Regions from separate parts of the Homo sapiens genome. Here all the other regions are linked to region 1. The links are chromatin contacts, found by Hi-C or POLR2A ChIA-PET in ENCODE. All regions are on one chromosome and are shown on one strand. The core of a region is the stretch at or near the end of the contact, and the rest is flanking DNA. Distances in the headings are between cores, read along the strand shown. Region 1 holds the start of ZNF808 (zinc finger protein 808). Region 2 holds the start of ZNF813 (zinc finger protein 813). Region 3 holds the start of ZNF761 (zinc finger protein 761). Region 4 holds the start of ZNF615 (zinc finger protein 615).

Evidence for each region. A loop is a pair of places that touch in the nucleus more often than their neighbours do. ChIA-PET counts read pairs that join two places held with the same protein, here RNA polymerase II (POLR2A). Pooled maps may share reads with other maps.
Region 2: a loop to region 1 is called in a map of CD8-positive, alpha-beta T cell, with 21 times the contacts of the local background. The contact joins the promoter of ZNF813 here to the promoter of ZNF808 in region 1. A Hi-C loop is called at or near these places in 1 of 168 maps with a recorded cell type or tissue (CD8-positive, alpha-beta T cell), 2 of 37 single-sample maps with no recorded cell type and 10 of 50 pooled maps.
Region 3: a map with no recorded cell type shows a loop between it and region 1 (9-fold over the local background). The contact joins the promoter of ZNF761 here to the promoter of ZNF808 in region 1. A Hi-C loop is called at or near these places in 2 of 37 single-sample maps with no recorded cell type and 9 of 50 pooled maps. POLR2A ChIA-PET finds 5 or more read pairs at or near these places in 1 of 52 experiments (OCI-LY7).
Region 4: a pooled map shows a loop between it and region 1 (5-fold over the local background). The contact joins the promoter of ZNF615 here to the promoter of ZNF808 in region 1. A Hi-C loop is called at or near these places in 7 of 50 pooled maps.

What each region holds. Positions count from the first base shown.
Region 1 is chr19:52,525,139-52,531,400 of GRCh38, forward strand. It overlaps ZNF808 (zinc finger protein 808), which reads left to right and starts at 2,530. Exons shown (of 5, transcript NM_001039886.4): 1 at 2,530-2,573. RefSeq lists enhancers at 1,149-1,975, 1,976-2,803.
Region 2 is chr19:53,463,996-53,470,257 of GRCh38, forward strand. It overlaps ZNF813 (zinc finger protein 813), which reads left to right and starts at 3,738. Exons shown (of 4, transcript NM_001004301.4): 1 at 3,738-3,794. RefSeq lists a silencer at 3,582-3,711 and enhancers at 3,782-4,021, 3,958-4,519, 4,520-5,082.
Region 3 is chr19:53,426,972-53,433,233 of GRCh38, forward strand. ZNF761 (zinc finger protein 761) reads left to right here and starts at 5,013. Exons shown (of 5, transcript NM_001289951.2): 1 at 5,013-5,057. ZNF765-ZNF761 (ZNF765-ZNF761 readthrough) reads left to right here. Exons shown (of 13, transcript NM_001350496.2): 9 at 116-248. It also overlaps a transcript of ZNF765 not described here and the pseudogene TPM3P9. RefSeq lists a silencer at 4,890-4,969.
Region 4 is chr19:52,004,659-52,010,920 of GRCh38, forward strand. ZNF615 (zinc finger protein 615) reads right to left here and starts at 3,553. Exons shown (of 7, transcript NM_001199324.2): 1 at 3,483-3,553; 2 at 2,635-2,672. LOC124904755 (a long non-coding RNA gene) reads left to right here and starts at 3,640. Exons shown (of 2, transcript XR_007067321.1): 1 at 3,640-3,821. RefSeq lists enhancers at 3,314-3,923, 3,984-4,063.

The sequences.
Region 1 (6,262 bases), core at 1,280-3,779:
CTTGAATGGAAAACGTGGTGATTCTGCTAAAGCATCTCTGTCTTTCCCTGTGTGTGAAACCTTAACGTCTCTACTTTGGAACGCTGATCCCATTTATTTGGAGTTGATGTTTCCAGGTGGCTTTCTTCAAGCTTTGTGTTCACATTAACTCTGTACTTAATCATATATTTTAAATTTTATTATTTACTGCTGACATCAATTTCTGTCGTATGGTAGGCGCCTGACCAGAGAGGGCACCTGTCGCCATGTTGTAAAACTCAAACTTGCCAAAAAGACATGGGTTAGGGTTTCTTCCCCTCCCTCGGGATGAAGCTAGTTAGCTGACACAGATGGTCACCTCCATTACCAAGTAGAGCCAGGATGAACTATGTGCGACCAAGGGTGTTGTCAAGTCCTCTTCCCTGAGGACTGATTAGTGTTTATCTTGAAAATATGTCCTTAATGGGTTGTATAGAACAGTGAAGTTTCTTTCTCTCTTTTCAACCTCTTAGCTGTTTGCCTCTATTTCCCATCACATTCTGGTCAAGGCTTATTGATTTATTTATTTAGAGACGGAATCTCTTCTGTCGCCCAGGCTAGAGTGCAATGGTGCGATCTCGGCTCATTGCAAGCTCCGCCTTCTGGGTTCACGCCATTCTTCTGCCTCAGCCTCTCCGAGTAGCTGGGACTACAGGCGCTGGGCACCACGCCCGGCTGATTTTTTTTTTTTGTTTTTTTTGAGACCGAGTCTTGCTCTGTCACCCAGGCTGGAGTGCAGTGGTGCTATCTTGGCTCACTGCCAGCTCCGCCTCCTGGGTTCACGCCATTCTCCTGCCTCAGCCTCCCCAGCAGCTGGGACACAGGTGCACGCCACCACACCTGGCTAATTTTTTTGTATTTTTAGTAGAGACGGGGTTTCACCATGTTAGCCAGGATGACCTCGATCTCCTGACCTCGTGATCCGCCTGCTTCAGCCTCCCAAAGTGCTGGGATTACAAGCGTGAGCCCCCATGCCCGGTCCTAAGGTTTATTTATTAACAAAATGGTTTTTATTTCTTTCTCTGTTATCGTCGTGGAGATGATTTCTCATTTGGGATAATATTTTTTAGTTTTCAATTATATTTTGTCAACATTTAAAAAGCAAAGTAAAGAATATTTCTTGGGCCAGGCATGTTGGCTGACGCATGTAATCCCAGCATTTTGGGAGGCTGACACAGGCAAATAACTTAAAGTGAGGAGTTCGATACCGGCCAGGTCACCGTAGTGATACCCCGTCTCTATGAAAAATACAAAAATTAACCGGGCATCGTGGCACGCGCCTGTAATGCCAGCTGCTCCCGAGGCTGAGGCAGGAGAATCGCTTGAACCCAGGAGGCAGAGGCTGCATTGAGTTGAGATCTCGCCACTGCACTCCAGCCTGGGCAACAGAAATACTGTGTCTCAATAATAGTAATAATAATAATAATAATAATAAAGTAATAGATCTCTTCCACAAATGTGCTGGGACAACTAACTGGATATCCACATGGAAAAGAGTAATGTTGGATCCCTATGTCACACCATCAAAAATTTTATTTAAAAAAGTTTTTTTTTTTTTTTTAAAAAGGGAAAAGGCCCGGGCGCGGTGGCTCACGCCTGTAATCCCAGCACTTTGGGAGGCCGACGTGGGCGGATCACCTGAGGTCGGGAGTTCAGCCTGGCTAACATGGTGAAACCCTGTCTCTACTAAATATACAAAATTAACTGGGCATGGTGGCGCATGCCTGTAGTCCCAGCTACTCGGGAGGCTGAGGCCGGAGTATCGCTTGAAACCAGGAGGCGGAAGTTCTAGTGAGCTGGGATCACTCCACGGCACTCCAGCCTGGGCGACGGAGTGAGACTCTGTCTCCAAAAAAAAAAAAAGGGAAAGAGAGAGAGAGAGACTAGGAAGGGAGACCTGCCGCAGTGGGTGTTACTTTGTCGCCCAGGCTGGCTTGGGACCCCAGGCTCAGCAATTCTCTCCGTTGCTTCCTGAGTAGCTGGGACCTGAGGCTCCCGCCCCCGCGCCTCTGCTGTGTTTAAGCAGCAGGTGGTGACCTCACTCCTTCCTGGCCTAAGCACTCCGTCCCGCACCCCTGGCGGTGGCTTTAAGGAAGTCTCTGAAGCTGAGCTCAGGGTGGACTCTCCCTCCCTAGTGAATGGAGATAGAAAGGGAGAGGACATCTATTCTGTTCCGTGGGCCGTCACCATGACATCGTACATGCCGCCCAGGCAGGGCTTTGCATTTCACATTCTAGTTTGCATCCCGGTTCCAGACAATTCCAGGGCTTTGGAATCATGCCTCAGACTTTCTGGCGCTCTCGCCTCCACAACCTAAAAACAGAGACGCTAGGAGAGAGGCTGAAAGACGCGCAAGTCCCGCCCCGGCCCCGCCCCGGCCCCGCCCTCTGCCGGTTCTAAAGGGCAAGGTCTCAGCGCCTCGCGCCCCGCCGCTACCTCGCCCAGGCCCCGCCCACCTCCTCCCACCTCCCGCCCAGGCCTGGCTTCCGTCCTGCGCGCGGAGATTAACGCAAACCCGGAAGCGGATCGGGTGGAGTGAAGGTCACGTCGCCATGGTGAGTTTTGCTCTGTGTTGCATTAAGTCTCCGCTTCCCAGGTCCCCGCCGCTTCTGTCCCTGGGACGTGGGGTCCCCACAGACCTGGAAATTCTCGCCCGTCTTCCTTCGCCCAGAGCAAATTGAGACAGCCCAGTGAGAGGCCGGGTGTCGCTTCCTTTCGGGTTTAAAGTCGTCTGGAGGCTGGTCCCGTCCCGGGTCTGTCTGCTATAGGGCAATGTATACACTTTCTATTGCGTAGTTTTTCTGCTCAAAACCTTCTTCTGACTCTTCCCTCCTCGCGCTATTTAAAGTCTTCACCCACGAGGTGGATTCTTGCCCGGGGCGCACCTCCCAGCCACCCCTCGTCGGCCCCTGGAGCGTCGCGCCGCAGCCCCAGTCCCAGGGAGGCCGCGTCCTCTGCCTGGTCCTGGGATCTTGCAGACCCCATCCTTCTCCCAAGGCGCCGTCCCCCCTCCTCCCACCTCCCTACTCGTGCCAGAGCCTGCGGCTCCCCAGGTCTCTCCTCCGCAGTCACCGCTTCCATTGAACCCACACTGGGAAGGACGCAGGGCCCTGTCCTGTGACATGGGGTCTTCTTGCCTGCCGAGCTCCAGCCCTTGGAAAACGCGCTCCTCCGGGATGCAGGCGTCTTACTCCAAACCCTCCTGCGATTGTGTGGGCCGAAGGGATCAGGAGACAGACAGCAGTAGAAAACCTGAGACAGAGAAAGAATAAGAAAGGCCCATAACAGATGGCAAAATAGAGGATTGGTGAGGGATATGCCAAGATATGGTGAAAGTGGAAAAAGAAAGCAACAAAATACCTAGAAAAGCAGGTGGAGAAAAGCAACTGGAGAAATGTAGAGAAAAGCTAGATGTACACAGAGATGAAGGACGGCAAGGTAGGGAGAGTGGCAGCAAAGAGGGAGGCTCATCAGAGTGAGGGAGAGAGGGAGGGATTTGGAGCCAGGGCAGACAGAGCAGAGTGGTGCTGGTGTCAAGGAGAACCGAGGGAGAAACACAGCAGGGAGGACACCTGGGGATCTGGGGTGACACAGAGTGGGGACAGGGGAGTATATCAGGGAAGAGAGAATTTAACAGGGAGAGCAGAGGAGGCGCAGAGATGGGTGAAGAGGCAGAAATAGATGGAGATTGAGGACGATTGAAAGATTGGGGAGAAGGAGCAATAAGAGGTTAAATAAGTTGCGAGGATGGAGCAGAAGAGATGGAAGAGAAGGAATAGAGGGAAGAAGGGGGATAAACAGCAGAAGAGAAGAGGGGTACAAAATGAAGAGCAGAATCCCAGGGAGAAAGAAAAGAAAACAAGAGCTAGAGAGAGAAGGGGGAGAATGAGAGATATGTACAGAATTAGGGAGGGAAGCGCAGTAATGAAGAAAGGGGGGCTAGGCACAGTGGCTCACGCCTGTAGTCTCCACACTTTAGGAGACTGAAGCAAGAGAATTGCTTGAGTCTAGGAGTTCGAGACCAGCCTGGGCAACATAGTGAGACCCCTATCTCTGCCAAAAAAAAAAAAAAGGAAATAACGGGGCATAATCGTGTGCACCTGTACTCCCAGCTGCTCTGGAGGTGGAGGTAGGAGGATGACTTGAGCTCAGGAGGTCCAGGCTGCAGTGAACTGAGATCATGCCACTACACTGCAGCCTGGTCAACAGAGCGAGATCTTGTCTCAAAAGAAAAAATGGGGCGAGAGACTGGGTTTAGATCAGTGGATGAGTTCATTGGATATGATTAGTTGTGACATGTTGACTTCCCTGTATATAATCTAATAACTAAAAACTTGTTTAAATTATACAGATTGAGAATTTTAAAATTGGTGTCTATAAAACATGTACATTCTATAAATCTTGGCATCAGAGGTTATGTTCCACTTGGAATCCCTATTCAACCAGAGGGAAGTGACTTATTCAGTTGTGAATCACTGTCTTCCCTTTTCCTAGGATTGGGAGGATGTGGGGTAGAGAAGTGGGAAAAAAGTCGCTGTCTGTTATTACATAATACTTTTAATTTAATTAATTAAATGATATTTTGAGTCAGGGTCTGGCTGTATCACACAGGCTGGAGTGCAGTGGCGTGATCCTCTAACTGTAGCCTCTACCTCTTGGACTCAAGTGATCCTCCTACCTCAGCCTTCTGAGTAGCTGGGACCAGAGGCATGAGCCACCAAGCCCAGCTAGTTTACATATATATATATATATATATTTTTTTTTTTTGTAGAAACGTGGTTTCACTATGTTTCCCAGGCTGTTCTCAAAACCCTGGGGTCAAAGGGTCCTCCTGCCTTGGCCTCCCAAATTACTGGGATTACAGGTGGGATTACAGGGATGGCCCACCGCGTCTGGCCTACATAGCCCCCCCCTTTTTTTTGAGAGGGAGTTTTGTTCTTTTTGCCCAGGCTAGCGTGCGATGGCATGATCTCAGCTCACCACAACCTCCGCTCCCTGGCTTCAAACAATTCTACTGCCTCACTCTCCAGAGTAGTTGGGAGTACAGGCATGCACCACCATGCCTGGCTAATTTTGTGTTTTTAGTAGAGACGAGGTTTCTTCATGTTGGTCCAGGCTGGTCTTTAACTCCCTACCTCAAGTGACCCGCTGCCTCGGCCTCCCAAAGTGCTGGGATTCCTGGCGTGAGCCACCACTCTCAACCCATAGTAGTTTTTAAAAGGGACATCAAGGCATGGTGGCTCACGCCTGTAATCCCAGCACGTTGGGAGACAGAGGTGGGTGGATCATGAGGTCAGGAGTTCAAGACCAGCCTGGCTGACACAGTGAAACTCAATCTCTACTAAAAAATACAAAAATTAGCCAGGCATGGTGGCAGATGCCTGTAATCCCAGCTACTCAGGAGGCTGAGGCAGGAGAATTACTTGAACCCGGGAAGCAGAGGTTGCAGTGAGCCGAGATTGCATCACTGCATGCCAGGCTGGGCAACGGAGCTAGACTCCATCTGACAAAAAAAAAGAGAGAAAGAAAAAGTAAGGAACATCAAAGTTGGGCCTGGTGGCTCATTCCTGTAATCCCAGCACTTTGGGAGCAAATCACTGAAGGCCAGGAGCTCGAGACCAACCTGGCCTACATGGTGAAACCCCGTCTCTACCAAAAATACAAAAATTAGCTGGCCATGTAGACATACGCCTCTAATTTCACCTACTCCGGAGGCTGAGGCAGGAGAATTACTTGGACCCGGCTGGGAGGCAGAGGTTGCAGTGAGCCATGATCACACTACTGCACTCCAGCCTGGGTGACAGAGTGAGACTCCGTCTCCCCGCCCCCCAAAAAAAGAAAAATTAGCCAAGGGTGGTGGCATGCGTCTGTAGTCCCATCTACTCAGGAGGCTGAAGCAGGAGAATCTCTTTAGGCAGGAGAATCATGCCACTACACTGCAAGCTGAGTGACAGAGTGTGACTTGGTCTCAAAAAAACAAAAAAAGAAATAGCAATCAGCTCTTTAATGTCTCCCTTTATATAAGCAGTAGTCCTGGCCATGTTCGGTGGCTCACACTTGTAATTCCAGCACTTTGGAAGGCTGATGTGGGCGAATCACCTGAGGTCAGGGGTTCGAGACCAGCCTGACCAATATAGAGAAACCCGGTCTCTATAAAACTACAAAATTAGTGTGTAGGTGTGGTGGCGCGTGGCTGTAATCTCAGCTACTCGGGAGGCTGAGGCAGGAGAATTGCTTGAACCTG
Region 2 (6,262 bases), core at 2,488-4,987, 940 kb after region 1:
TGAGTGGATAATGGAAACTGAAGGGTGACAAGCAGAACTGCCTATTATACACAGGAGGTGAAGGACAATTTCATATTTCATGGAAATAAAGTCAGGGCCCGGAGCGGTGGTTCACACTTGTAATCCCAGCACTTTGAGTGGCCGAAGTGAGAGGATCGCTTGAGCCCAGGAGTTTGAGATCAGCCTGGGCAACATGATGAGACGTCGTCTCTAATAAAAATATAAAAAAATCAGCCAAGTGTGGTGGTGCGCGCCTGTGGTCCCAGCTGCTGGAGCGCTGAGGTGGGAGGATCGCTTGAGCCAGGGAGTTGGAGGCTGCAGTGAGCCCTGATCTCACCACCACACTCTAGCCTGGGTGTCAGAGCTAGACCCTGTCTCAAACAAACAAGCAAATAAATGAGAGGTGTAATTCCTCCTGTGAAAATAAAGAGATTTACTTTCCTTTCGTCTCTTTTCTTAGGAGACTTATTTAGAAAATTTGTAAATGGATTTTGTCTGTCTTCTGAGGTTTTTTGTTGTTTTGTTTTTGTTGTTTGTTTTTTAGATGGAGTTTTGCTTTTGTTGCTTAGGCTAGAGTGCAATTGCACGATCCCAGTTCACCGCAGCCTTCAACTTCCGGGTACAAGCCCGGTTTCGAACTCCTGACCTCAAGTGATTCGCCATCTTGGCCTCTGAAAGTGCTGGGATTACAGGTGTGAACCACCACACCTGGTCTGAAGTGGTATTTTTTAGAAACTAACTAAACCTTTTTTCAGCTTGATGACCCAGGGATGTATTTCTGAAGGACTTGGGAGCTCTCTTTGAAAGGCAAAATACAAGGGAGACAGTACCTGTATCTCAGTAGGAAATTAAATAATTCATACATCAAATAATTCCAATTTAAAGCTATGACCTTTAAATAATTATGAGCCTTTGAAGAGAGAGGCCATTTCTCTTACTGTCTCCTGTCTCTGAAGTAAAAGCTGAAAAACAACAGGAATGAAGTCAGTGGCAAGACCAGCTGGTGCCACTGATGACCAGGCCTGAGGTTAAAATATTAACCCCCAACTCTAACCACATGTGCTCTCAATCTATCATGACCCTTTCACGTGGAACCCCTTACAGTTGTAAGCCCTTAAAAGGACCAGGAACTCCTTCTTGGGGGAGCTCGGTTCTTGAGATGCCAGTCAGCCGATGCTCCCGGCCAAATAAAGCAACTTCCTTCTTTAACCCTGTGTGTGAGGGCTTTTGTCTGTGGCTCGTCCTGCTACACCTTGAGAGAAATGTGCTCATTCAGCTTGAGTCCAGTGGAATGCAGGCGTAACTTCTACGAGTTTTCCTTGCCACGTGTGGTGGCCCACACCTGTAATCTCACCACTTTGGGAGGTCGAGGTGGACAGATCACTTGAGGTCAAGAGTTTGAAACTAGCATGGCCAACATGGTGAAACCACCTCTCTACTAAAAATACAAAACAAAAGGCCAGGCGTGGTGGCTCACACCTGTAATCCCAGAAAATTGGAAGGCTTGGGCGGGTGGATCACAAGGTCAGGAGTTTGAGACCAGCCTGCCCTACATGGTGAAACCCCATCTCTACTAAAAATACAAAAGTTAGCTGGGCTCCTAGCTACTCGAGAGCCTGAGCCAGGAGAATCGCTTGAACCCGGGAGGCAGAGGTTGCAGTAAGCAGCTGAGATCGTGTCATTGCTCTCCAGCTTAGGCAACAGAGCGAGACTCTGTCTCAAACAAAAAAAAACAATGGTGGCATGCACCTGTAATCCCAGCTACTTGGGAGGCTGAGGCAAGAGAACTGCTTGAATCTGAGAGGTAGAGGTTGCAGTGAGCCGAGGTCGCCCCACTGCACTCCAGCCTATGCAAGTCTTCCTCTTATTTACAGGAAAAGTTTTCATGTAAATAATTAGAAAGACTAAGCAACCCCAGAGATAAGACCTCCTGAGATCATTGTCCCTTTTTATGGAGTGATAAAGTAACCTTCCTTGAAGTGTATCACTCTGTCACCAATCAACTTGCTGCAACCTATGCACTGGTCTTGAATGGAAAATGTGATTGTCCTAAAGCTTCTGTCTTTCCCTGTGTGTGAAACCTAAACGTCTCTACTATGGAACGCTGATCCCATTCATTTGGAGTTGATGTTTGCCAGTGGCTATCCTCATGCTTTGTGTTCAGATAAACTCTATATTTAATCATAAATTCTAAATTTTATTATTTACTGCTGACATCAGTTTCTGTCGGATTTTAGGAGCCTCACTACAGAGGGCACCTGTCGCCATGTTGTAAAACTCACACTTGTCAAAAAAACATGGGTTAGGGTTTCTTCCCCTCCTCGGCATGAAGCTACTTAGCTGACACAGATGGTTACCTCCATTACCAAGTAGAGCCAGGATGAACTATGTGTGACCAAGGGTGTTGTCAAGTCCTCTTCCCTGAGGACTGATTAGTGTTTATCTTGAAAACATGTACTTAATGGGTTGTATAGAACAGTGAAGTTTCTTTCTCTCTTTTCAACCTCTTAGCTGTTTGTCTATTTCGCATCATAATCTGGCCTAAGGCTTATTTATTAATGAAATGGTTTTAATTTCTTTCTCTATTGTCGTCGTGGAGATGATTTCTCATTGGGGGGAAGACTTTTTGTTTGTTTTCAATTATGTTTTCTCAACAATTGGAAAGTGAAGTAAAAAGTATTTGTTGGGCCAGGTGCAGTGGCTCACGCCTGTAATGCCAGCACTTTGGGAGGCCGAGGCAGGCGGATCACTTGAAGTCAAGAGTTTGAGACCAGCCTGGCCAACATGGTGAAACCCGTCTACAAAAATACAAAAATTAGCCAGGCATGGTGGCACGCGAATGTAATGGCAGGTACTCCGGAGGCTGAGGCAGGGGAATCGCTTGAACCCAAGAGGGAAGAGGCTGCAGTGAACCGAGATCCCGTTACTGCCCTCTAGCCTGGGCGACAGAGAAATACTCTGTCTCAAAAGAAATAAGTAAATAAATAAAGTAATAAATCTCTTCCACAAACGTGCTGAGACAACTAACTGAATATCCAGATGGAAAAGAATACTGTTGGATCCCTATCTCACACAATCAAAATTGTATTTTAAAACATTAAAAAAAAAAAAGGAAAAAAAGAGACGAGGAAGGAAGCGCTGCGGGAGGGGGTGTTACTTTGTCGCTCAGGCTGGCCTGGACCCCCAGGCTCAGCGATCCTCCCGCCGCTGCTTCCTGAGTAGCTGGGACCTCAGGCTCCTGCCCCCGCGCGCGCATCCCTCCCACCCCGGCGCCCCATCCAGCAGGTGGTCACCTCACTCCTCCCTGGCCTGAGCACTCCGTCCCGCATCCATGGCGGTGGCTTTAGGGAAATCTCTGAAGTTGAGCACGGGGTGGACTTGCCCTCCTGAGTGAATGGAGAATAGAAAGGGGGAGGATTTCTATTTTGTTTTGTGGGCCGTCAGCATGAAATCGTACCTTCCGCCCAGGCAGGGCTTTGCATTTCACATTCTAGTTTGCATCCCCGTTCCAGACAATTCCAGGGCTTTTGAATAGTGCCTCAACCTTACTGGCCGGTCTCGACTCCAAAACCCTAAAACAGGCGCTGGAGCGAGGGTGACGGACTCACAGGTCCCACCCCGGCCCCGCCCTCTGCGCCTTCCAAAGGGCAAAGTCTCTCCGCCTCTCGCCCCGCCCCTGCTTCGTCAGGCCCCGCCCACCTCCCAGGTCCCGCCCAGGCCTGGCTTCTGTCCTGCGCGCAGATTCGCGAAAACCCGGAAGCGGATCGCGTGGAGTGACGGTCCCACGGCAGCGCGTGAGTTTGGCTCTGTGTTGTATTAGGTCTGCACTTCCCAGGTCCCTGGCGCTTCTGTACCTGGGGCGTGGGGTCCCCACAAACCTGGAAATTCTCAGCCGTCTTCCTTCACCCAGAGCAAATTGAGACGACCCCGTGAGAGTCCGGGGGTCGCTTCCTTTTGTGTTTAAGGTCGCCCTGAGGCTGGTCCCGTCCCGGGTCTTTCTGCTATAGGGCAATGTATACACTTTCTATCGCGCATTTTTCCTGCTCTAAACCTTTCTCTGACTCCTCCCACCCCGCGCTTTTTGAAGTCCTCACCCAAGGGGTGGATTCTCGCCCACTTCGGCCGGTGGAGCGCAGAACCGCGGCCCCAGTCCCGGGAAGGCCGCGTCCTCTGTCTGGTCCCGGGATCCTGCAGACCCCACCCTTGTCTTAAGGCGCCCTCGCGCCCCCCCCCCCCCACCTCCCTCCTCCTGCCGGGCCCTGCTGCTTCCTAGGTCTCCCCTCCGCAGTCACGGCTTCCCCTGAGCCCACGTTGGGGAGGTGCCCGGGGCTTGTCCTGTTGAAGGAGGCCAGCCCTTCCACACCTGTGGGTATTTCTCGTCAGGTGGGAAGAGAGACTGAGAAAAGAAATAAGACACAAAGACAAAGTATAGAGAAAGGACAGTGGGCCCAGGGGACCGGCGCTCAGCATACGGAGGACCGGCACCAGTGCCAGCCTCTGAGTTCCCTCAGTATTTATTGATCATTATTTTTACTGTCCTAGTGAGGGGAGTGTAGCAGGGCAACAGGTGGGGAGAGGTCAGCAAGAAAACATGTGAGCAAAGGAATCTATATCATGAATAAGTTCAAGGAAAGGTACTGTGCCCAGATGTGCACGTAGGCTAGATTTATGTTTCTCTTCACCCAAACATCTCAGTGTAGCAAAGAGTCACAGAGCAGTATTGCTGCCAGCATATCTCGCCTCCAGCCACAGGGCGGTTTTCTCCTATCTCAGAATAGAACGAATGGAAATGGTCAGCTTTACACCTAGACATTCCATTCCCAGGGACCAGCAGGAGACAGAAGTCTTCCTCTTATCTCAACTGCAAAGAGGCCTTCCTCTTTCACTACTCCTCCTCAGCACAGACTCTTTACGGGTGTCCGGCTGGGGGATGTAAGGTCTTTCCTTTCCCACGAGGCCATATCTCAGGCTGTCTCAGTGGGGGGAAACTTGGACAATACCCAGGCTTTCTAGGGCAGAGGTCCCTGCGGCTTTCCGCAGTGCATTGTGTCCCTGGTTAACTGAGAATGGAGAATGGCGATGACTTTTACCAAGCATACTGCCTGCAAACATATTGTTAACAAGGCACACCCTGCACAGCCCTAAATCCATTAAACCTTGATTCAATACAGCACATGTTTCTGTGAGCACAGGGTTGGGGCTAAAGTTACGGATTAACAGCATCTCAAAGCAGAAACAATTTTTCTTAGTACAGATCAAAATGAAGTTTCTTATGTCTTCCTTTTCTGCATCCACAAAGTAACAGTCTGATTTCTCTTTCTTTTCCCCATATCCTGTGACATGGGGTGTTCTTCCCTGCCCAGCTCCAGCCCCTTGAAAATGCGCTCCCCTGGTATGTAGCCATCTTACTCCAAACCGTCATGTGATTCTGTGGGCTAAAGGGATCAGGAGACACACGCAGTAGAAAACCTGAGAAAGAAAAGAATGAGAAAGACTCATAACAGATGGCAAAGTAGAGAATGGGTGAGGGATTTGCCAAGAGACAACGAAAGTGAAAAAAATATATATAAGAAAGCAGGAGGAGAAAAGCAACTGGAGACATGCAGAGAAAAGCTAGATGTACAGAGAGATGAAGGACAGCAAGGTAGGGAGAGGGGCAGCAAAGAGGGAGGCTCATCAGGGTGAGGGAGAGGAGGAGGGATTTGGAGCCAGGGCAGACAGAGCAGAGTGGTGCTGGTGGCAAGAACAGAGGGAGAAGCACAGCAGGGAGGACACCTGGGGATCTAGGCTGCCAGAGAGTGGGGACAGGGGGTATAACAGGGAAGAGAGAATTTAACGGGGAGAGCAGAGGAGGCGCAGAGATGGTGTTGCGGGAAACTGAGGACTAGAGAGACTGCTATGGGGGAGACAGAAGGATGTTTACTTAAGGTACGCACCGGCTCAGTGGATTTACATCTAAAAAGCTGAGCATTTCAACAAAGAGTGGGGTTTTTATAAGCAGGCTTACAGAAGCAAAATAAAAGCAGTTAATCATGTAATGATTGGTCACATAATCTATAGCATAGCATAACTTGTGGCCTTGCATAGCTGGTGGTCTTGCAGCTGCATTGAAAGAAAAGCAAGAACAGCTAAATACATTTGTTTTCTTTCTTTCTTTCTTTCTTTTTCTTTTCTTTTCTTTCTTTCTTTCTTTCACTCTTGTTCTAAAGGGGAGGAGGTGTCTGGAGCCCATTCCTTTGGCTTCGACTTCGCAAACAGCGTT
Region 3 (6,262 bases), core at 3,763-6,262, 900 kb after region 1:
CTCCTCAGCTTTGGTAATGGAAAGCTGCATCCTCTTCTGTCCCCAGTTCCTCTCTGGGTGTCAGGATCTCTAAAACCCTCTCAGCCGCTGAGAAGTCTGTCTGTCTGTCTCACAGTGTGTTTATCCGTGCATCATGAAGGACCCTCATACGGCTGACGTGCCTTGGCTGATGCGAATAACACTGCAGCAAGCGTGGCAGTGCAGATAGCTCTTGGAAATACCCATTTCCTTCAGACGCATACTCAGAGGTAGGATTGCTGGATTGTTTGGTCATTTTGATTTTTAAAATTAAAAAGAATTTTAATTCTCATATTGTTTTGAGTAAAATTAAATTATAACTTGTAAGGCAACTCCATGTTTTTTAGAATTTTTAAGAAAAATAATTGCTCTACCAATTGACTGTCCCAACAACAACGTACAGGGGTATTTTTTTTCCTCCGCATCCTCACCACTTGTTACCTTTTGTCTTTTTAATAATAGCAATCCTAAGACATGTGAAGTGATACCTCACTGTGATTTTGATTGGCATTTTCCAGATGATTAGTCTATTCAGGCCCTTTACTTTTTTTTGTTGTTGTTGTTGTTTTTGAGATGGATTCTCACTCTGTTGCCCAGGCTGGAGTGCGATGGCACGATCTCGGCTCACTGCAACCTCCGCCTTCCGGGGAGGCGTGATTAGCCACCACGCCCGGCTAACTTTTGTATTTTAGTAGAGATGAGGTTTCACCATCTTGGCCAGGCTGGTCTCGACCCCCTGATCTCAGGTGATCCACTTTGCCCAGCCTCCCAAATTGTTGGGATTACAGGTGTGAGCCACCACGCCCAGCCCCTTTGCTCTTTTTTAATAGGGTTATTACTATTACCATATTTGCTTTTGAGTTGTGAGTGTTCCTTATATATTTTGGATATAAACTCCTTATCACAGGTATGGTATATATGGTTTGAAATATTTTCTCCCATTATCATGCCCCAATATCACTAAGTTACATTTCACTGCTCCCTCTTGAACACCTGAAAAAATTTCCTATTTCCATGTGTCTGTATCCAGGTTATTGTCACTTTTACCTGAAGACACATTTATATATGCTGATATTCCCCAATAACTAATATATTTTTACTCTTTTTTTTTTTTTTGAGATGGAGTCCTGCTCTGTCACCCAGGCTGGAGTGCAGTGGCATGATCTCAGCTCACTGCAACCTCTGCCTCCCAGGTTCAAGTGATTCTCCTTCCTCAGCCTCCCAGGTTGCTGGGATTACAGGCACATGCCACCACCACTAGCTAATTTTTTTGTATTTTTATTAGAGATGCGGTTTCACCACATGGGTCAGGCTGGTCTTGAACTCCGGACGTCATATGATCCACCCGCCCTTGGTCTCCCAAGGTGCTGGGATTATAGGCATGAGCCGCTGCACCCGGCCCTAACTAATATATTTTAAATAACTTTTTGCTCTTGGCACATGGACTAAAACCACATCACCAGGCCTTCAATGACGTCCAATGTCTGCCATCTTATTTCCACTCCAGCTCCGCCCCAGGCATAGTTGCCTTTCTTTTTATTGAAGCCTTCTCCTTGCCAAGTTAATTAAAGAGAATGTTTTCTTCATCAAATTAGAAATTACATCCTCAGAGCTTTCCAGTATTTGTAGTTCTTACAGGCCACATTTATTACAAGTTTATAGACTCCAAACTTCTCCACTGAACAGTTAATAAAAAGGACACAGGCTTATTGTAAAATAATTCATTTAGTGCCTGCCATTCTGATTACACTAGAAATTTAGTTCTCCTGCTCAGCGTTCTGTTATGTGACTGTTCAATGCATTACTTAAAACTGCAAGATTGAATAGAGAGATCAGCTTCTGACACTGATGAATGCAAACCACAAGAAACCAAGTCTCCTCTGCAAAATGATGAAAACACTCGCAAAGTCACTAAAATCAATCATTTCAGACTTCTGAAATTTACCAAAGCCACAGAACAAAGTGAAAAGTATCTATCCCACAGAAAGTACCAAACTTCAGTAAGACAGCAGCATTTGTGTCATTTTAATGTGGAGGCATTACCATTACCCTCCATCCTTCGTTCAGTGTAGAGCACTGACCTCTTTTGAAGCTCCTTTTAAACACCTCCTATCAGGCCAGTCGCGGTGGCTCAAGCCTGTAATCCCAGCACTTTGGACGACAGAGCGAGACTCCATCTGAAAAAAAGAAAGAAAAAAAAAAGAGAAAGTGACTTTTCAAGACTGTGATTTATGGTCTCCCCTGGGAACCAACAGTATCTGTGCTGAGAGCAGATATTTGGGTGGAAGGGGCTCTGGTGTGCAGGGCATGCCTTCTGTAGCTCAGTGCTTCTGACAATGGGTCCGAGGGGAGAAACATTGGCATTAACAGGGAACTTGTTAAAGATGCCAATTTATAAATGCTACCTCAAACCTGCAGAATCAAACATTATTACAGTGGGTTGTGGAGTGCCAGATGACTTATATTCACCTTAAAGCTTGAGAGTCAGTGCTTAGCTAAGAGGCTCTCAGCCCAGGCTTCCAGTTGGATCAAATGGTCATATTCAGTTACTACCATCACCTGTGCCCTCCCCATAGCGTCTGTCTATTGGTGTCGGGGGAAACATCCATGCTGTTTCAATTAACTACCCTGCCCCCAGGTGATTCTAGGGTGAGGAGAAGTCCAGCATGAGGGCTTCCATATGCATTTGTGAAGGTTGATGGCAGACTGTTCCAAATGAGAATAATGGTTTCCGTGATATGATAAAAGCAATGCTATTGAATATGATGATGACTGATGAGAAGTTTTGCATAGCATTCGCTGTAAAAAAGCCACTTATAGGCTGGGCACGGTGGCTCACGCCTGTAATTCCAGCATTTTCGGAGGCTGAGGTGAGCAGATCACCGGAGGTCAAGAGTTCAAGACCAGCCTGGCTAACATGGTGAAACCCTGTCTCAACTAAAAATGCAAACATTAGCCAGATGTGGTGGTGGATGCCTGTAATCCCAGCTACTTGGGAGGCTGAGGCAGGAGAACTGCTTGAATCTGAGAGGTGTAGGTTGCAGTGAGCTGACATCATGCCTCTGCACTCCAGCCTGGGTGAGAGAGCAAGACTACGTCCAAAAAAAAAAAAAAAGAGAGAGAGAATTTTCCTGTAAATAATTAAAAAGACTAAGCAGCCCCAGAGATAAGACCTCCTGGGATCATTGTCCCTTTATATTGAGTGATAAAGTAACCTTCCTTGAAGTATATCAATCCATAACCAATCACCTTGCTGCACCCTATGTACTGGTCTTGAATGGAAAATGTGGTGATTCTTCTAAAGCTTCTCTGTCTTTCCGTGTGTGTGAAACCTAAGGGAACGCTGATCCCATTCATTTGGAGTTGATGTTTCCAGGTGGCTATCCTCATGCTTTGTGTTCAAATAAACTCTGTGCTTAATCATATATTCTAAATTTTATTATTTACTGCTGATATCAGTTTCTGTCAGACTGTAGGAGCCTCACCAGAGAGGGCACCTGTCGCTATGTTGTAAAACTCACACTTGTCAGAAAGACATGGGTTAGTGTTACTCCCCGTCCCTCAGAATGAAGCTAATTAGCTGACACAGATGGTCACCTCCATTACCAAGTAGAGTCAGGATGAACTATGTGTGACCAAGAGTGTTGTCAAGTCCTCTTCCCTGAGGACTGATTAGCGTTTATCTTGAAAACATGTCCTTAATGGGTTGTATAGAACAGTAAAGTTTCTTTCTCTTTTTTCAACCTCTTAGCTGTTTGCCTGTATTTCGCATCACAATCTGGTCTAAGGCTTATTTATTAATGAAATGGTTTTAATTTCTTTCTCTATGATCATCGTGGAGATGATTTCTCATTTGGAGAAAGACTTTTTGTTTGTTTTCAATTATATTTTCTCAACAATTAGACAGTGAAGTAAAAAGTATTTTGGGGGGGCCAGGCACAGTGGCTCACGCCTGTAATCCCAGTACTTTGGGAGGCCGAGGCAGGTGGATCACTTGAAGTCAGGAGGTTGAGACCAGCTGGCCAACATGGGGAACCCACCTACAAAAATACAAAAATTAGCCGGGCATGGTGGCACGCGCCTGTAATGGCAGGTACTCCGGAGGCTGAGGCAGGGGAATCGCTTGAACCCAGGAGGCAGAGGCTGCAGTGAGCCCAGTTCCTGCCACTGCACTCCAGCCTGGGCGACAGAGAAATGCTCTGTCTCAAAATAAAAGAAAAGAAATAAGTAAATAAATAAAAGAAAGTAATAGATCTCTTCTACAAATGTGCTGGGACAACTAACTGGATATCCACATGGAAAAGAATAATGTATCCCTATCTCACACAATCAAAATTTTATTTTAACGTTAAAAAATGGAGAAAAAAAGAGAGAGAGACGAGGGAGGGAGTCCTGAGGGAGGGGTGTTACTTTGTCGCCCAGGCTGGCCTGGACCCCCAGGCTCAGCGATCCTCTCGCCGCTGCTTCCTGAGTAGCTGGGAACTCAGGCTCCCGCCCCCGCGCCTGAATCCTTGCTGTGTTTATCCAGCAGGTCGCCCCTGGCTGGCCTGAGCATTCCGTCCCGCATCCCAGGGGGAGGCCCTAGGGAAGTCTCTGCAGCTGAGCACGGGGTGGACTCTCCCTCCTGAGTGAGTGGAGAATAGAAAGGGAGAGGATTTCTGTTCTGTTCTGTGGGCCGTCAGCATGAAATCGTACGTTCCGCCCAGGCAGGGCCTTGCATTTTACATTCTAGTTTGTATCCCGTTCCAGACAATTCCAGGGCTTTTGAGTCCATGCGTCAGCCTTCCTGGGCGGTCTCACCTTCACCACCCGAAAACAGGTGCTAGGAGAGAAGCTGAGAGGAGCACCGGTCACGCCCCGGCCCCGCCCTCTGCCGGCTCTAAAGCGCAAGGTCTCTCCGCCTCGCGCCCCGCCCCTGCCTCGTCCAGGCCCCGCCCACCTCCTTGCGGGTCCCGCCCAGGCCTGGCTTCTGCTCTGCGCGCGCAGATTCGTGCAGACCAGGAAGCGGATAGCGTGGAGTGACGGTGCCACCGCGGCGCGTGAGTTTCGCCCTGTCTTGTATTAAGTCTGCTCTTCCAGGTTCCTGGCGCTTCTGTACCTGGGACTTGGGATCCCCACAAACCTGGAAATTCTCAGCCGTCTTCCTTCACTCAGAGCAAATTGAGACGACCTCGTGAGAGGCCGTGGGTCGGTTCCTTTTGGGTTTAAGGTCCCCCTGAGGCTGGTCCCGTCCCGGGTGTTTCTGCTACAGGGCAATGTATACACTTTCTAACCTGTAGTTTTCCTGCTGTAAACCTTTTTCTGACTCCTCCCGCCCCGCGCTTTTTAAAGTCCTCACCTGAGAGGTGGATTCTCGCCTTTGTCGGCCCCTGGAGCCCAGCGCCGCTGCCCCAGTCCCGGAAAGGCCGCGTCCTCTGCCTGGTCCTAGGATCCTGCAGACCCCACCCTTGCCTTAAGGTGCTGTCGCCCCTTCACCTCCCTCCTTGTGCCGGGCCCTGCTGCTCCACGGGTTTCGCCTCCACAATCACCGCTTCCCCTGAGCCCGCGTTGGGGAGGTGCCCGGGGCCTGTCCTGTGACGCGGGGTGTTACTGCCTGCCCAGCTCCAGCCCCTGGAAAATGCGCTCCCCCGGGATGCAGGCGTCTTACTCCAAACCCTCCTGTGACTGTGTGGGCCAAAGGGATCAGGAGACGGACAGAGAGCAGTGGAAAACCTGAGACAGAAAAGAAGAATGAGAAAGACCTATAACAGATGGCAAAGTAGAGGATGGGTGAGGGATTTGCCAAGAGACAGCAAAAGTGAAAAGAAAACGATAAGAAAGCAGGAGGAGAAAAGCAAGTGCAGAAATGTAGAGAAAAGCTGGATGTACAGAGAGATGAAGGACAGCAAGGTAGGGAGAGGGACAGCAAAGAGGGAGGCTCATCAGGGTGAGGGAGAGGAGGAGGGATTTGGAGCCAGGGCAGACAGAGCAGAGTGGTGCTGGTGGCAAGGAGAACAGAGGGAGAAGCACAGCAGGGAGGACACCTGGGGATCTGGGGTGCTAGAGAGTGGGGACAGGGGGGTATAACAGGGAAGAGAGAATTTAACGGGGAGAGCAAAGGAGGCGCAGAGATGGTGTTGCGGGAAACTGAGGACTAGACAGACTGATATGGGGGAGACAAAAGGATGTTTATTTAAGATACGCACCGGCTCAGTGGATTTACATCTAAAAAGCTGAGCATTTCAACAAAGACGGAGTGGGGTTT
Region 4 (6,262 bases), core at 2,303-4,802, 520 kb before region 1:
CTGGGACTACAGGCATGAGCCACTGCACCCGGCCGCCATCCACATCTTGATACTTGCAAAGTATTCTAAGTATAAATGTATAAAGGATACTCAGCAAAAATATCCTTGAGGAATTACATATTACAGCAAATCCTAACGGATATTCTTCAAGCAAAAGAAAGATGACTCCAGTGTAAGCAGAGGAGCAAGGTCTGAAGAGGAACAAAACGGTAAGTAATTAATAAAGCCTAAATCAGTATTGACTGGAAAAATAATACTGATAATAATATATCAGGAAGTTTTAATATATATAGTGTTAAAATATTCCATAAGAACATATAGGCCGGGTGCGGTGGCTCACGCCTGTAATCCCAACACTTTGGGAGGCCGAGGTGGGCAGATCACGAGGTCAGGAGTTCGAGATCAGCCTGACCAACATGGTGAAACCCCGTCTCTACTAAAAATACAAAAATTAGCTGGGCATGGTAGCGCGTGCCTATAATCCCAGCTACTCAGGAGGCTGAGGCAGGAGAATTGCTTGAACCCAGGAAGCGGAGGGTGCAGTGAGCCAAGATTGTGCCATTGCACTCCAGCCTGGGTGACAGAGTGAGATTCTATCTCAAAACAACAACAACAAAAAAGAACATATAAAGTAGGAGGATGGCAAATGAAAACGTATTTTAAGATATCTGCATAGCAGAAGAGTATAAAATACTAATTACCATAACATTAACAAATAAGTTTATATGTTGTTTGTAATCAATAGTGTCAGCAATAAAACTAATTTTTAAAAAATTATTTCCATGTTAAAAGAGAGGTCTATGGTTTCCGTGGCAGCTACTCAACTCTACTGTTGTAGCTCAAAAATGCCCACATACAAAAAAATAGACAAATGATTGTGGCCAGGTCCCAACAAAACTTTATTAACAGAAACAGGTGCTGGGAGATTTAGTCCATGGGCTCTAGTTGCCCAACTGTGAATTTGTGCAGAAAAGCCATATGGTCACCTAAATCAAGAGTCAGTAATATAGTATCCAGGACCTGGACCACCTGTTTTGTAAATAAAGTCTTATAAGAACACAGCTACATGCATTCCATGACATTTCATCTCAGGCTATTATCACATTACAATGGCAGAGTTGAGAATTTGGGTCTAGAATGTCACTCAGTAGAATGCAGTATAAAAAAATAATCAAAGATGACTTTTGAATATAAGGGGCAAATTATCAGTATTTGCCTAATACGTCTGTATTCCTTTAGTCAGGTGGCTGGATACAAAATTTAAATAGAAAAATCCTATATCCTCCTAAAGCATATACAGATCGAGTCAGTATTAAGAGCAGAACCTTTCTTGGGAACAATTTAACATTCTATTGAAAATTGCCAATAAAGGTATACCTGGTAACCCAAAACCCCATTCCTAAAACTTTCTTAAAAGGTAATATTGGCAAAAGTGTGCTATCTGACAGGTCATTTTTACTTTCTTCACTTGATTTTTCATAGGGAAAACACAGGTTTACATCAGAAAAATATTAGCATTCTACATTTAAAATAAAATTGCTGATGGTAGTTCAGTAATATAAGTTTACGGCTTTAAATGTTTTCATTAATAGAAAAAAGAGAGAAACCAGGCGGGAGGAAGGGAGAGAAAAAAATGAATATAAATACAAATTTTACAAAAGACAAAACCAAAAATAATCCTCAGAGATAATCGTGAGGAAAAGATGTTTAACTCCTCTTTTGGCCAACAAGTAAAGCGACACAAGTTATGCCAATCACACAATGAGCAAGAAGCAGAATCAGGGCTGAAAATCCACTTTTGTTTCACTTCAAAATCCACTTTTACTCTACTTTATACCGAACCAAAATTATCTGTAAATCAGATGCCTCCCTATTAAGTAAATAAATAAAGCAATTAAAGGGCTATTAGTAGAATTCTAGTTAATCATATACAGAATTATTTAGAGGAATGGTACTTATGTCTGTAACTTACTTTGAAATATACCAAAATCGACAACAAATAAGGAATGATTCACAAACAGAGGAATGGATGAATACTTAGAAAACCAGTAGAGCTGATCTAATACAATGTTAATGGTAAAAGCTAGGTGGTAGGCATATTGGTATTAACATTAAACTTCTTTCAATATTTCCATAGGTTCAAAAATTTTCACAAAATAATATGTTAGGCAGAGAGAAAAATATTGTAATACTAAGAATTAAGATGACCAAATATAAAATAAATATTTAAAATTAATTTATCTTTTGTTATAGATTATAAGGAAAGGGGAGTCAGAAAGCAATACACTGCAATAAAAGTAATAGTCTAGATTGAAGATTAAAGGCAGGAAAAACAAAATTCATGGATAAATGGATAATCATAAAATGTTCCTAAAAATAATACCTAAACATTTTAAAACATTTCACTTCTATCCAAATGTACGCATAAACTTAATGTGAATGCACTTATAGTACCACCGGCTCAAACAGTAAAAACAACTTCTAAATGTTTATTACATAATATAAAGCGAAAAAGATAATAGTACCATTTACATAATTTATCTGAATTATGAATATTAAGCACATAACATACACGTCTAAAATTGAAATATTCTGAAAATTTGACAAAGGTTATCTTTGAGTAACCGAGCTTACCATGGCAGAGATGTTATCTTACTTGTGTCAGAAAGAACCTGAAAAGAAATATCCAAGAGGATACGCTGGAAACTTGCAGGACAAAGGGTAGAAGCCGCATCTTAAATATAAAACATACTACTTTTAGGTATGCTAGATGACTGATCTCGCCAAAAACTTCCATTTCTGAGGATTCAAGACCAAGGGGTGATGGAAGGTGCCAAAGGGGATTTAAAAACCAGTCGTGGAGAAGGGTCTTGGGCAGAAGGGGAATGCTAATGAGCATCAATTCTGTTCCAGCAGCCAGGGCTGGGGCTAACCCATCACCTGCCATGGTTCCCAGGCCTCCAGAGCTGCAGCCCACATCGGAATCTGTGGCGCTACCACCACCGCCACCGGGATTAATTCCAAAACCTGGATCAGAAACCTCCGTACCTTAACCCCCAAGACAGTTCCTCAATCATTTAGTCCCAAACAAAACCTGAACCATAAACCGATTCGCTGACAAAACAAACCCTCCAGTTCGCAATCACTGAGCCCCGCCAAAGGACAACACCAAAGACACCAGAATGTGACTTGGGCACTCAGTAGCGGATCTCTAGAGATCTTTAACCACAAACTACACGAGGACCCTGTGACTGGTCCCAGAGGTACCCCGATCACACACACACACACCCTATCACGGACCTCTTGTAGTTCCCCTGCGATAGGAATCGGACCCACGCTAAGCTCCTGAAAGAATTCCACTGGCGTCGCCAAACGCTGGCGCCGACAGATACCAGTCCATCACCACTGTCCACGAACACGCCCAGCCACGGACAGAATTTCCTCCCCCGTCACCACAGCGACCACCCAGTGACTGAACTTACTTCCCAGAACTTGGTGGGCTCCGGCCTCATCTCTCGGCCTCCTCAGTGCCTGACGGCGACTATCCAGGGTCGGAGGCGTTCCCAGCGTTTGCGCAGATGCAAGATGGCCGCGCCCTCGTCGCCTTGGCTCCATGGGGGCCGCCATCTTTGAGTATCTGACGTACACAAGGCAAAGGGCGCGTTTTGGCGCTGGTGACCGGGGGTGACCGGGGGTGACCGGGGATGGCCGGGAAGATGAAAGAGCACTGAAACTGTCCCATTTCCTGGCACCTCAACCCTTCATAAATACGGGTCCATATACAGAGGCTCCAGTTTACACAAGACAAAAATGGCGTGGAGGTAAATCCCTTTCAGCAGCTGAATAGAAGGCTAAGATGGCCGCGACGTTTACACTTTGTACAAAGGTTAGGAAACAGTTCCTTGTGAGGGAAAAGGAGAACCGGCCGAGAGGGGACACTTCGGCCAAAGCCAGATTTCTAACAAAGTAGCTTGAAGCGCCTTTTGAACGCAGAAGAGGGCTGTTAGCTACGCTGACGGAACAGGGGTAGCAGTCACAGACTAGGTAATGAAAACGGTTGGAACGTGCCAAAATTATGTTGGGTGAAAGGCATGGGGAAAAGCCAGTAAAAGCCAGAAAGTATAGTTCCCAAGGCGGAGGGGAGAGCCTGGGACCCAGGTGGAGCCAAATATGAGGGCTGGACTCAGGAGAAGTGGCCAGAAATTAAGGGAACAGGACCACTTCAGTGAGAAAAAAAAGGTTGGGAAAGAGGCCGGGCGCGGTGGCTCACGCCTGTAATCCCAGCACTTTGGGAGGCCGAGGTGGGCGGATCACCTGAGAGCGGGAGTTCGAGACCAGCCTGACCAACATGGAGAAACCCTGTCTCTACTAAAAATACAAAATTAGCCAGGCATGGTGGCGCATGCCTGTAATCCCAGCTACTCGGGAGGCTGAGGCAGGAGAATCGCTTGAACCCGGGAGGCGGAGGTTGCTGTGGGCCAAGATGGCGTCATTGCACTCCAGCCTGGGCAACAGGAGCAAAACTCCATCTCAAAAAAAAAACAAAAGAAAGAAAGGTTAAGAAGGAGATCACGTTATACTACGTGTGCCAACCGCGAATAGTATGTGCAAAGTCATGGCAATGCTGAACTGTAAATATAAATCCAACCAAACTTCCTATATTAGAAGAATGAGAGAAAGGAAATGCCTGTGTGAATCTATGTGTGTGATATAGGTATCAGTATATAAATATACAGAGAAATTGTCAAACTATTTTTCAGAGTCAAGTTCGTGTTCCATTTGCTCTTCTCACCCTTGGTATATGAGAGTTTTTCTTTTTTTTTGTTTTTTTTTTGTCTCTTTTTGAGGCAAGGTCCACTCTGTTGCCCAGTCTGGAGTGCCTGGGGAGATCACAGCTCACTGTAACTTGGAACTCCTGGGCTCCTGAATAGCTGGGACTACAGGTGGGCACCACCACACCTGGCTAATTTTTTAATTTTCTGTAGAGACAAGGGTCTCACTATGATGCCCAGCTGGTCTTGAACTGGCCTCAAGCAGTCCTCCCACTTCATCCTCCAAAAGTGCTGGGATTACAGGTGTGAGCCACTTCACCCTTCACCCGGCCTATAAAGAGATCTGAAAAGAAATAAGAAAAAAGATGGGCGCGGTGGCTCATGCCTGTAATCCTAACACTTTGGGAGGCCAAAGCGGGAGGATTGCCTGAGTTCAGGAGTTTGAGATCAGCCTGGCCAACATGGCGAAACCCCATAGCTACTAAAATACAAAAAAAATTAGCTGGGCATGGTGTCTCAGGCCTGTAGTCCCATTTACTTGGAAGGCTGAGGCACGAGAATCGCTTGAACCCAGGAGGCAGAGGTTGCAGTGAGCCAAGATCATGCCACTGCACCCCAGCCTGAGAGACAGAGTGAGACTCTTGTCTCAAAAAAAAAAATAAATAAAAATAAGGAAAAGATGATCAACTTAAAAGCTCCCTAAAATTTTCTATAAATACATGAAGGAAATAAACAGGACACTTTTTTTAATGTAAATGATCCTAAACAATTTAAAAAATACCAGTTTTACTAATATTCAAACAAATGCAAAGTAAACGTGAAATATAAATGTTTTAACCCTTATTAAGATTTGTAAAGATTGAATGACAAATCATATTTAGATTATAAGGCCATGGAACAAAGGCATTCTGTTATGCTAAGCCTCTTTAAGTCTTCTTTTTCTGCATGGTAGGTAATAATGTTGTCAATTACATACTGCTTTAAATGAATTGAGATATTATCATACTGGTCATAATTCGAAGTTCTTAAGCATTACATTATTTCTAGGTATAGGATTGTGTTTCTATATAAATTCGTAAAATGTTTTTGTAGTACAGTCTGTTATTACCCAGTTTAAACTTTTCCTTCTCCTTGAGCCATGAATTTTAAGAATTGATTCAATAGAACTTTTCTTTGTGAGAACAAATATGTGCAAGGATATTTATGGTATTGATCTGACAATTATAAGGAAACAAATACTTTTGTGGTTATTGCATAAATTTATTCTTGCATCTCTATATTCACATCTTTGGATAGTATTCTCCATAGTGACTGACTAATGTGTCCAATAGGACAGTAGCAAGTGTAACACAAATGGAGGTGAGAAATAAGCTTGCTCATCAAGGCTTGCTTGTCTCTTAGAGATCTTCCAACACATTGTAAGAAAGCCCAGACTAGCCTCTTGTTGACTGTGTAAATAAAGGCCTCATCCATTCCAGCAGAAGCCCAAA